Regions from separate parts of the Homo sapiens genome. Here region 1 is linked to region 2. Evidence: read pairs that join two places in POLR2A ChIA-PET (ENCODE). Cell type or tissue: MCF 10A. All regions are shown on one strand. Links, peaks and the distances in the headings refer to the core of each region. The heading gives the core; the rest is flanking DNA.

Region 1 (5,381 bases), core at 143-5,142, 100 kb before region 2:
TACTTTCTCTAAAGGTTTTTGAAAATCACGCCATCACTACAGGCAATGTATGAGTGCCCATTCCCTGGCTTCCTCATCAACATTGCCTACGTTGAAACAGAAGTTTGGGCTCTAGGCATCAGATTTAAATCTTGGTGCTACCATTTGCTAGGTGAACTGTTTCCGTGATATTAAAAAAAATCTACACTTTAGCATTGTTGTCAATATTAAATGAGCTAGTCCACATAAAGTTCTTAGCCTATACTAATCACTTAATAAATATTACCCACTATTAAATTTTGCCAATCTGATGGTTGAAAATTGTATCTCATTTGGATTTGTATTATCTGCAATGACTAAGTTTTAAATTATCATATCAGTCTTTCCCAGGTTCTCCTATAAATTTCTATTTTCTTTGCCCATTTTTCTAATGAATTGTCTTTCTCTTAATGATCGTACATTAGTGAAATTCTGTGTCACATGTCATGTATGAGAAATATTTTCCCAGTCTATTATGGTCTTTTCATTTTGTTTCTAATTGATATTGCCAAGACTAAATGTTTAATTCTTATGTAGTTGAAGATACATATCTTTTCCTTTTGGCCTCTGGGTTCCCTCTCTTGCTTAGGGTTTCTCTGACTCTAGATATATACTAATACTTTTAAAATTTTATTTTTAAAATGTAGGTCTTTATCCATACTTTTGTGTATGATATGAAGGTAGGGGTCTATTTTTGCTTCTTTCCAGGTGATTATTCAATTCTACTGGAAGCATTTATTAAAAAATGAATTTATTAAAAAAATGAATTTATTCAATTCATTCACTTCCCATTGAATTAATACTTTTAAAAAGAATTGTGAGGTAGTCTGGCCTTAGCACATATAGTATAAAATCATGTAATAAAAATAATATGATATTAGCATAGGAATAGTTAAATGGATTACTCAAACAGACAAGTAAAACAACCAGAAATTGATCTAATTCATTAGGCCCTTACATATGGCAATAAGTCATAGTTTTCATTAGATTCTTACAAGAGTCTGTGATCCAAAAATGTTATAATTTCATGACCTAAATAAGAGTTGTGAGTTGTCTGATTTTTATTGTAAAAAAAAAAACACAGATGTAATTTCTTTCCCTGTTATTTCAAAAAAAGAGAGAGAGAGAGAGAGAGAAAAAAAAGTTGTCTAGTAAATAAAAAGCAAATCAATGTTAGGTCTATCCCAAACTTTTCATGGTTCCACACAGTATTCTTGATAATTTGCTGCTCTTCCTCCTCTTCCTCCCTCCCCATGTTTATGGAAAAATTAATATTCCCTAATCAAACATTATTTATAAAGTGTTGGTTTCATCTAGCCACTTGTGAATGTTATAATAATTCTGTAAAGTGAAGAAATGTTACCAAATGCCAAATATAGGCATCTTTTTTGTTTCAAAGCAAGCCAAACCTATAGCATTGTTCTTCCCTAATGCAACATGTTTGAAAATGGGCAAATGGCCGGATTAATTTTTATAGATGTCATTGATAATCAAAAGTTTGAGTTTTGGCATATTTGCTGCCCTTGTTCTTAGATTGCCACCTCAGCTTTTTCAGAGGAACTCAACACTGTACTTTATGTAGATTCGATTTCACACTTAAAATAAAGGTCATCATATGACATCACCTCCCCTTACTCAGAAGGTCACAGCTTGAATTAATTTTTAAAGATTTTCTGCATTTACTGCCTCTGAGAATTCATTAAAAAGAAAAAAAAACTTTAAATGTAGAACCACATGACTGAAGTGAACTCTATCTTGACTTAAAAAGAAATGAGGGGTGGGAGTGTGAGTGTGCACACACACACACACACACACAACCCTCAGCCATTTTCCTTTCTATTTTATTAACATATTATCAATATTTTCTTTCTGCTCAGAAGCCCCAGAACTGATTATCCTTTTATCAACCAAAGCACACCACCTGTGCAAGAAAAGAGGGAATGGACAAGGAGAACAAGAATTTCTCAGCTTTGAAACCCAACTTGGTTCTTTCCACTTGACCAATCAAAGACTCAAAGCTGAAAGTCTTCATAAGTGATTTGGGTGGAGCAGCTTTTGCTGGTCTGTTACTTGTCCCGGTTCATAAACTGCCTATGACATAGTTTCTGCAAAGAACACAGTGTACTTGACAACAGTGTTGAAATAATGCTGAATTTTTAAAAGGGAAAATCACATGGATTCTGTATGGTGCAGGGGTGGTGTAGGAAGGGAGAAAACTAATTTTTTTTTTTCCATGAGATAGGATCTCGCTCTGTCGCCCAGGCTGGAGTGCAATGGCAGAATTTCGGCTCATTGCAGCCTTGACTTTCTGGTGATTCTCCTTCCTCAGCCCCTCAAGTAGCTGGGACTACAGGAGCCTGCCACCATGCCCGTCTAATTTTTGTGTTTTTAGTAGAGACGGGGTTTCACCATGTTGGCCAGGCTGTTCTTGAACTCCTGGCCTCAACTGATCCACCTGCCTCGGCCTCCCAAAATGCTGGGATTACAGGCATGAGCCACCGTGCCTGGCCAATTTTTGTTATTTAAACCCAAAACCATACAGCATACCCCAAAAGTGGAAACTAGAGCTTCAAGAATCTTCATCTGAAACACAAACTTCTTCTGGAGCACCACTTTTTGATAAGTACAGCAACTGCAGAAGAGACTTTCCATTGAGGATTCCAGTTATCAAATCTTTTTCTTGAGTGGAGAGGAGAGGTGAAAATAAAAAGCTTCTTAGCCCGCCAGTTAGCCTTAAAAGTGGAAGCACCTGGAGGAGCATCCAACCTGCACTCCAGGGAAATCCACCACGCTTTACCTTTCCACCCCAGTGAGTGATCCAAGAGAAGGTAATTACGTTATTGCGCCAGCAAAGGAAAAAGCGACAAATCTTTAACCCAGCCAGCCAGCCAGTCCTCATTTTGACTGGTTGATTTTTTTCACTTTTAGTGTATTTCTCAGAATGCCAATGCATGTGATAGAAACTCTAGTTACTGCAAGGAAACAGTCACAGGAAGTGTAGGAAGCAGTTAAAAGAAGCATATGATGGGAAATAGAGGATTTGGTTTCAAGTTGTTTCATGGCCCTGGGGCTGAGCTGAGTTGCAATGGAGAAAAACTGAAACAACTGTGAGCAGAGAGACCCAACCAGTTCTCAGAGCAGAGCCCCCCACTGCCTCCTGGCCCCTGGCCCTGCCTGCTCCATTCCTTCCTCTCCATCTGCAAGGCCTTCTCATCACCTCCTCAGATCCTAGAGTCCTTCACAGCTCTGCTAACAGGCAGTCTTTTCCATAAAACCCTATGAACTGCCCCAGCTGTTATTTTATCAATCTCTGGGGTCTGGTAGCACCATGCCACCTCATGACTCAAGACACAAAACTGTTATTTTTCTCTAACCTCCCGCAGCCAATCCATCAGTGAGTCCTGATGGCTTCCAAACATATCTGCTGCTCTCCATCTGCACCACCACCACCCGAGTCTACGCCATCCTTACCTCCAACATAAACCAGCACATCCAGCAGACTCCCTGCGGCCTCCTCGTCTGTCTAAGATTATTCCCCAGGTGGCTGCTAGAACACACTCTTTAAAAGACGTTAGATCTTGTCAATCCCCTGTTTAATACTCCAAATGGCTTCCCATCACACTTAGAATAAATTCCAAAAAAACAAAACAAAAGTATACTTTTAAAAATCCGGCTCCTATTCCTGTGTGTACCCTTCTGTTCCCCTGTAGGTAGCCACTTTCACTAGCTTGTGATGCTTCTTAAAGCAAATGTGAGCAAATAAGAATCTCCTCTCTTTCCCCCTTTATTACACAGTGGAAACATATTAATACGATACATGTTCTGCATTTTGCTTGTCTCACCTAACATATTTTGTATCCATATCAGAATATAAATCAGTATCTCATTTCTTTTCTACAGCCATATAGAATTCTACTTTGGGGATATACCATAATTTATTTAACCTATCCCTTTTTTTCTTCTTCTTTATTTTATTTTATTTTTGAGATGGAGTCTCGCTCTGTTGCCCAGGCTGGAGTTCAATGGCACAATCTTGGCTACCTATAACTTCCGCCTCCCAGATTCAAGCGATTCTCCTGCCTCACCCTCCTGATTAGCTGGGATTACAGGCACGTGCCACCATGCCTGGCTAATTTTTGTATTTTCAGTACAGACGGAGTTTCACCATGTTGATCAGGCTGGTCTCAAACTCCTGACCTCATGATCCACCTGCCTCGGCCTCCCAAAGTGCTGGGATTACAGGCATGAGCCCCCGCACCTGGCCTAACCTACCCCTTTCAATGCACACTTGGCTTGTTTCCATCTCTTGCTATTAAAAACCACACTGCAGTGAGTAGCCTTATATGAAGGTTCTTTGGTTTGTGTGCAGGTGTATCTCAAGGAAAAATTCCCAGAAGTAGGATTGCCAGGCCAAAGAGTAAGTGCATTTTTATTCCTAATAGATATTACCAAATTGGATCCCATTGAAGTTGCACCATTTTAAACTACTGTCAACAATACCTGTTTTCTCATAGCTGTACCAATTGAGTGCGTTATCCAACTCTGGTATTTTTGCCAATTTGATGGATGAAAAAATGATATCTCAAAGTAATTTTAATTTGCATTTTTCTTACAATGAATGAAGTTGTGCATCTTTTTATATGTATAAGGATTATTTGTTGTTATGCTGTGAACTGTCTGTTTTATCCTTTGCCTCTTTTTCTATCGGGTTGTTGTCTTTAATTTTCTCAATTTCTAGGAATTCTTTATATATTACAAAGATTAGCCCTTTGTCTGTGATTATCTTGGCACTCAGAGCCCTAAGGGATCTGACTCCTCCTCAGCTCATACGACTCTCTTGCCTCCCTGTTTTGCTCCAACCATCATGTTCTGTGACATCTTTGTTACCTTAACGCCTTCACATTGACAATTCCTTTGCCTGGAATGCTACTCCCCCTATCATCCCACAGCTGGTTCCTCCTTACTTTTCAGATCTCAGCTTAATTATCACACGGGAAAGGCTTTCCCCCATCACCCAGTCTATGGTAGACACCCAATTTCCCTCCATCACATCATTTAGTTTTAATTCTTTGCATGACACTTATTCCTTGATAATATTTTTCTTAATTGTTTTAGTTTGTACATTGCCCATCTTTCTCTAAGGGAGGAGACCACCCCTCATACTTTCTTATGCCCAGTTTCCGCCTCCAAAGAAAGAAAAAGAAAAAACTAAAAGGCAGAAATGAAATCCACAAGCAGACAGCCCGGCGCCACACCCTGGGCCTGGTGGTTAAAGATGGACCCCTGACCTAATTGATTGTTATCTATAGATTACAGACACTGTATAGAAAAGCACTGTGAAAATCCCTATCCTGTTTTGTTCC
Region 2 (5,381 bases), core at 313-5,312:
TAGGAACTAGTTCAATGAATTTGACAAACCTTTAGTAAACGGCTTTGGAGTCAGACATTCTGGGCTCGCATGCTAGTTACACCTACCTAACTAGCCATGAGATCTCAGGCAAATAAATTAGGATCTAAGCATTGAGTTCATGAGGTAAAAAATTGCATTGGGAGAAGTAAGTGAGACAATTTAGGGTAAAATACCTGGGACAATTCCTAGCACACAGTAAGAGTTCAATAAGAGGAAGCGATTATTAATTAGATAAGGCATGTTCTCCCAGAGACCTTCAAGTCTGTTGAGAAGAGGCAGACGCAACCAGGAAATGCCAGCAAGAAGTTTCCAAAGTGAGGAGATTTGATATGAGCAGAGAACCTCCTGAAAACACTTTTGTTGCCTTCCAGTCAAAAGGAGTCAGAGGGATGGTCCTGGTCGCCCTTGCTCTCCTGGGCGGGTTGAGGCAGCCCAGCTTCAATCCTTAAAGAACTGTCTGTGCACAGAAGAGATGCTGCCTCCTCAGGACTCGGAGCCAAGGGCAGCTGGCTGCCCTATCTCGGTCCTTTCCTTCCCTTGGGTGCGTCTGCCTGTCCCACCGCCCTCCTCTTACCCATCCAAGTCTCCTCCCAACCGGAACTTTACCCCTCCCAGGGTCACACTTGGTTTCCTGACACGCGGGTATGTCCCTAATTAAACAGTTTCAGTTCCCTCTCTGGCCTGGGGTTTCCAATAACAAAGCCTGTGGCATCCAAAGGACACTTTCTTTTGGACCCAGGTCTTGCTGCTGGGTTGGAGCCCTTGTTTTTGAGGTCCACTCCGGTCTGAGGCGCTGCCTGTACCTTTGCAGACATAGGTTCCATCCCCTGTGAGGCAGGGGGCTGTTTGTCCCTGCTTGACATGGCTACTTGGCTCACTGGTCTAATTCACTATGGATTCTGAGATGTCTCTTTCTTCTATTCATTATATCACAGCAGCTTGAGCAGCCAAAGGATCAAATCTAAGCAGGACGTGAGATGTACTTCCTGCCTTAGACTTGTCCTCGTTGGCAGCCAGGCTGCTGTAGAGGCAAAAGGCAGAACATTTTACTGAGTTCAGTGTGTAGCTGAGTAATAGATCCATTTTTAGGGTGTTGGGTCCCAAGGCAGTGGTTGAGCTGGGTCTCCAGGGATTTACAGGATTGAAGAATAACAGCAAAAACAACAAAAATCGATAAATGTAAAATGCTATATGCTGGTGAACAATATCCCGTAAGTTCATTTAAAACAGCAAATATTCTGTATAATAACAATTTCTAAAATGATTTTTTAAAATGATTACTTTTGAATTGATTAACCCAATTCTTCAAACTATGAATAGTCCTCGGTATTGCTGAGTTTGTTTTACCTCTCATCCTGATCTTTTTGCTTTCTACTCTGAGCTTGAAAATCAACAATTAAGCATCTCTGTGTGCCAAGGAAATTAGGTGAAGCCTACTGCCATGGATCCTGCCAGCCATGCCAGGCCCAGAGGCTTCCTGCCACCTGAGAGGAGCCATTGAAGACCTCCTTGGGTGGTCAGAGCTTAGGGAAAGGCAGAAGTGGGTTTATTTCAAAGGTAGGCTTACGCTTTGGGGCCTTTCTCTTGTACCGGCCTCTCCCCAGGCCCTGTACCTCACTTTCAGTTTGTAATTTTGTGTTCCTTTTCTTTAAAAGGGCAGAAATTATATGGGCTTGAGGACTCGCTGAACCTGGGTCTACCCTTATGAGGGGTGAACTCACTTGAGGGCCAGGCAAGAGATCCTGCCAGCCCTGGGCTCCTTTTGGGCAGCCTGCCCTGAGTGGGCAGAGGCTGACCTGTAAAGCCGTATTGGGTGTAGTTGCCATGTCAACAGGCCCAGGGCAGTGACCAAGGACCATACTGGGGAAAATATCCCAGGGCCCAGGTTACTGCTGGAGAAATTTGAATGGCCAGAAGCAATCCACATTTTTTCTTCTTTTTTCAGAGACAGAGTCTCACTATGTGTCCCAGGCTGGACTCAAACTCCTAGTCTCAAGCAGTCCTCCCACTCAACCTCCTGAGTAGCTGGGATTATAGTCGCGTGCCACTGCATCAGCCCACAATGGACATTTATGCCCCTCACTGAGTAACCAAAGGGAGGTGCTTTTTGATGGAGTATTAGAAAAACAGATTCGCATAAACCATGGGCTGTGAGGTAGGGCTGATCATCCATCTGGTCACTTGGAGGAGGCTACCAAGGACTCCTATCTCCCTGAGTTTGCCCACATGTGACCGGATCCTCCTGATTTGGAGGACTTGTCTTTGGGGCTCCCTGTTCTTTACACGTCTTATTCAGGGTTCTTGTTGCTAGTTTTTGTGGTTTCTTGAGTCTTAGCTGTTTCTCCAGGACTCTGGCCAAGTTCCTCGATTCACCGTACCTGCACGGAGGGCAGGGAATGTAAATAGTGTATAGATTTTGAACAATATTGTAAATGCTTTATGGATTGTGTGTTACAGAGAGTAGCTGAGCTGTAAAATTGGGATTAAACCAACGTGTTTACAGAAATGTTCTGACTGTAAAATTTCTGTGCTTTCTTAATACAGCCTTTGTGATGCAGATCTTTGAGTACTTGGAGGGTGCTTCAGAACTGGGGACTCTGAGACCATCTCTGGCAGCCTCTTGTGAGCATCTGAGCCAACATCTTGGTTGCATTTTCTCCACGTTGGAGTGACTCTTCTTGGGCATGCCAGCTTCTTCTTTGAGTCTGTAATGCATTCCTGACCAAATACCCCTCACATGTGCCCTTCCATGTGAACAGAAACGCCTCTCCCTCTGAGGTGAAAATGGTGCTGTCAACACCCTCCTCAGAGGGCACATGCCTTGTGAGTGAGAGTGATGGAGCTCCGCCAGCAGCCATGCTCTCCACCCTCCTCACGGGGAAAGGCTGCTCTTTACTGGCCAGCCCTCTGGAAATGTCCCTCTGAGTCACTCTTAACAAGACAGGAGAAAGCAGTTTCCTGCTTTCACGCCTTCCCTTTTTTCTTTTCTCTCTTCCTTCCTTCTTCCGTTCCTCTTCCTTCCCTCCCTCTTGACCTTCCTCTCTCCCTCCCTTCTTTCCTTCCTTCCTGTGGCTCTCCTTTGTGAGTGACCTACCTCCGCTTCCTACTCTGTGACTTTGCACATTCAATCATTGCCTGGCTCCACCAGCAGTATATAAGGTGAAAGAGGATCCTGCCAGCTGTTCTAGGCCCAGAGGACACCTCTCTCTCTCTCTCTGTCACTCACACACACACACACACACACACACACTCTCTCTCTCTCTCTCACACACACCCACTTATTGATGGGGTAATAGGATCAAGAGGTAGCTTTGCATCATCAAAAAGAAGTCAGTCATTCTAGCCTGGAGCTTTAGAAGACGAAGTAAAAAAGAAGTCAGACAGTCCTAGCTTTGAATCCTGGCCCAGCCACTTACTAGGTGGGAGACCTTGGGTAAGTCACTTAACCTCTCTGAGCTTCTGTTTCCTTCCTTGGGTGTAGAATGGGGATAAGAAGCCTGCAAGAGCAGAATAAGGATTCAAAGCTATATAGTAGGTGCTCACTAAATAGTAGATATTTGTATGATTTGAAACTGTCCATAATTGTTCCTGTAGGCTTTAAGAAGAAAACACCCAGAAATGAGTTGTATCATCTGAGTTTGTGATGGATGCATATTGGTAGGAAATAAGTGAGACAATATTTCAGAAATTGGCATAAGGCCATGGGAGGTCCAGCTCAGAGATCACTTTGGACTGGTCTTGGCTTACAACCCACTGAAAACCAACTCACTGAGGTTCATTTATTGGGAGGTTGATTATAGTTAATTAATAAACTAGGATTGAAATAGGCCTATTTTTAGTACTGCTATTTTTTTTTTTTTTTTTGAGATGGAGTCTCACTCCATCACCCAGGCTGGAGTACAGTGGCACAATCTTGGCTCACCACAACCTCTGCCTCCCAGGTACAAGCGATTCTCCTGCCTCAGCCTCCCAAGTAGCTGGGACTACAGGTGTGTGCCACCACACCTGGCTAATTTTGTATTTTTAGTAGAGACTGGGTTTTACCATGTTGGCCAGGCTGGTCTCAAACTCCTGACCTCATGATCCGCCTGCCTCGGCCTCCAATTTTTTTTGAGACAGAGTCTTGCACTGTTGCCCAGGCTGGAGTGCAGTGGCACAAACATGGCTCACTGCAGCCTCGACCTCCCCAGGCTCAAGCAATCCTCTCACCTCAGCCTTCTGAGTAGCTGGGACCACAGGCATGTACCAGCACAGCCGGCATATTTTTAAATTTTTTGTAGAGATGAGGTTTCGTCATGTTGTCCAGGCTGGTCTCAAACTCCTGGGCTCAAGCAGTCCTCCCGCCTCGGCCTCCCAAAGTGCTGGAATCCCAGGCATGAGCCACTGTGCCCCGCCAAGTTTTGGCACCACCAGACTCCAGACTGCTGTCCAGAACTTGTGCTCTGCTCTGCATTTTTTCCTAGCCTTGTCTGCCATCATAATGTTCATTTCCACATTCCATTTGCTCTCAGCTGACTGTAAATAACGCCAAGAAGCAACCTGGCATACAAACCCCTCCGAAGGGATTAATAACTGTTAATAATAATACCAGAAAGCAAGCACTTTACAGAATATATTATTCCTAATCCATATCATAATTCTACATGATAGTTTCCTTTTCTCTATACTTTCATACAGATGAGGAAACTGAGGCTGAAACAGGCAATTAATTTGTGCAGGTGGCACGTTTACTACATGGTGGAACCAGGATCTGAACTCAAATTTGTCTGTGAATGTTTTCAGAATATTCACCTACATGTTGCCCAAAGTCAAGGCTGCCCTGGGGCAGTGTGTATACCTGAATGACAATCAGTACAGGCACTGAGGGAAGGGAGAACCGATGCTGGAGAGGCAAGCATAACTGCCACTGTTAACTTTGTGACCAAACTTCATGTCTTGTGGCCTAAAGGACAATCGTATCCCTTCTGGGGGAATTTCCCCACCTCCATGTTGAAGCCAAGGATGACTAGTACTCCATGGAAAAGAGGTCAACATGATAACCAGGAGATGTGGTCATGGGGCATTAAAAGGTTCGAAGCTGTTCCAGAAAGGATGTCATTGATGTGGAATACAGGTGAGCCACTTGGTCCTCAAGGGAGTGCCAGGGAGGAGAGTAAACACCACCTGGCAGGCCAGGTGTGGTGACTCACTCCTGTAATCCCAGCACTTTGGGAGGCCGAGGTGGGTGGATCACCTGAGGTCAGGAGTTTGAGACCAGCCTGGCCAACATGGAGAAACCCCGTCTCCACTAAAAATAAAAAATTATCCAGGTGTGGTGGTGCATGCCTGTAGTCCTAGCTGCTTGGGAGGCTGAGGCACAA

The links. Peaks named below come from ENCODE experiments on the same cell type or tissue, not always from the same donor. Only the 100,000 strongest peaks of a DNase experiment are listed, where the experiment ranks them.
Region 1: POLR2A ChIA-PET joins it to region 2 with 7 read pairs; 2 of 35 experiments call an interaction of 5 or more read pairs at or near these places.

What each region holds. Positions count from the first base shown.
Region 1 is chr1:91,670,523-91,675,903 of GRCh38, reverse strand. No RefSeq gene overlaps it. Among named protein-coding and RNA genes, the nearest start is that of CDC7, 170 kb to the right of the region's middle. In MCF 10A, for the core only: no CTCF peak of the experiment used is centred there; no DNase peak of the experiment used is centred there.
Region 2 is chr1:91,567,486-91,572,866 of GRCh38, reverse strand. LOC102723436 (a long non-coding RNA gene) reads left to right here and starts at 3,354. Exons shown (of 5, transcript XR_007066219.1): 1 at 3,354-3,454; 2 at 4,699-5,134. In MCF 10A, for the core only: no CTCF peak of the experiment used is centred there; DNase peaks (open chromatin) are centred at 2,896 and 3,276.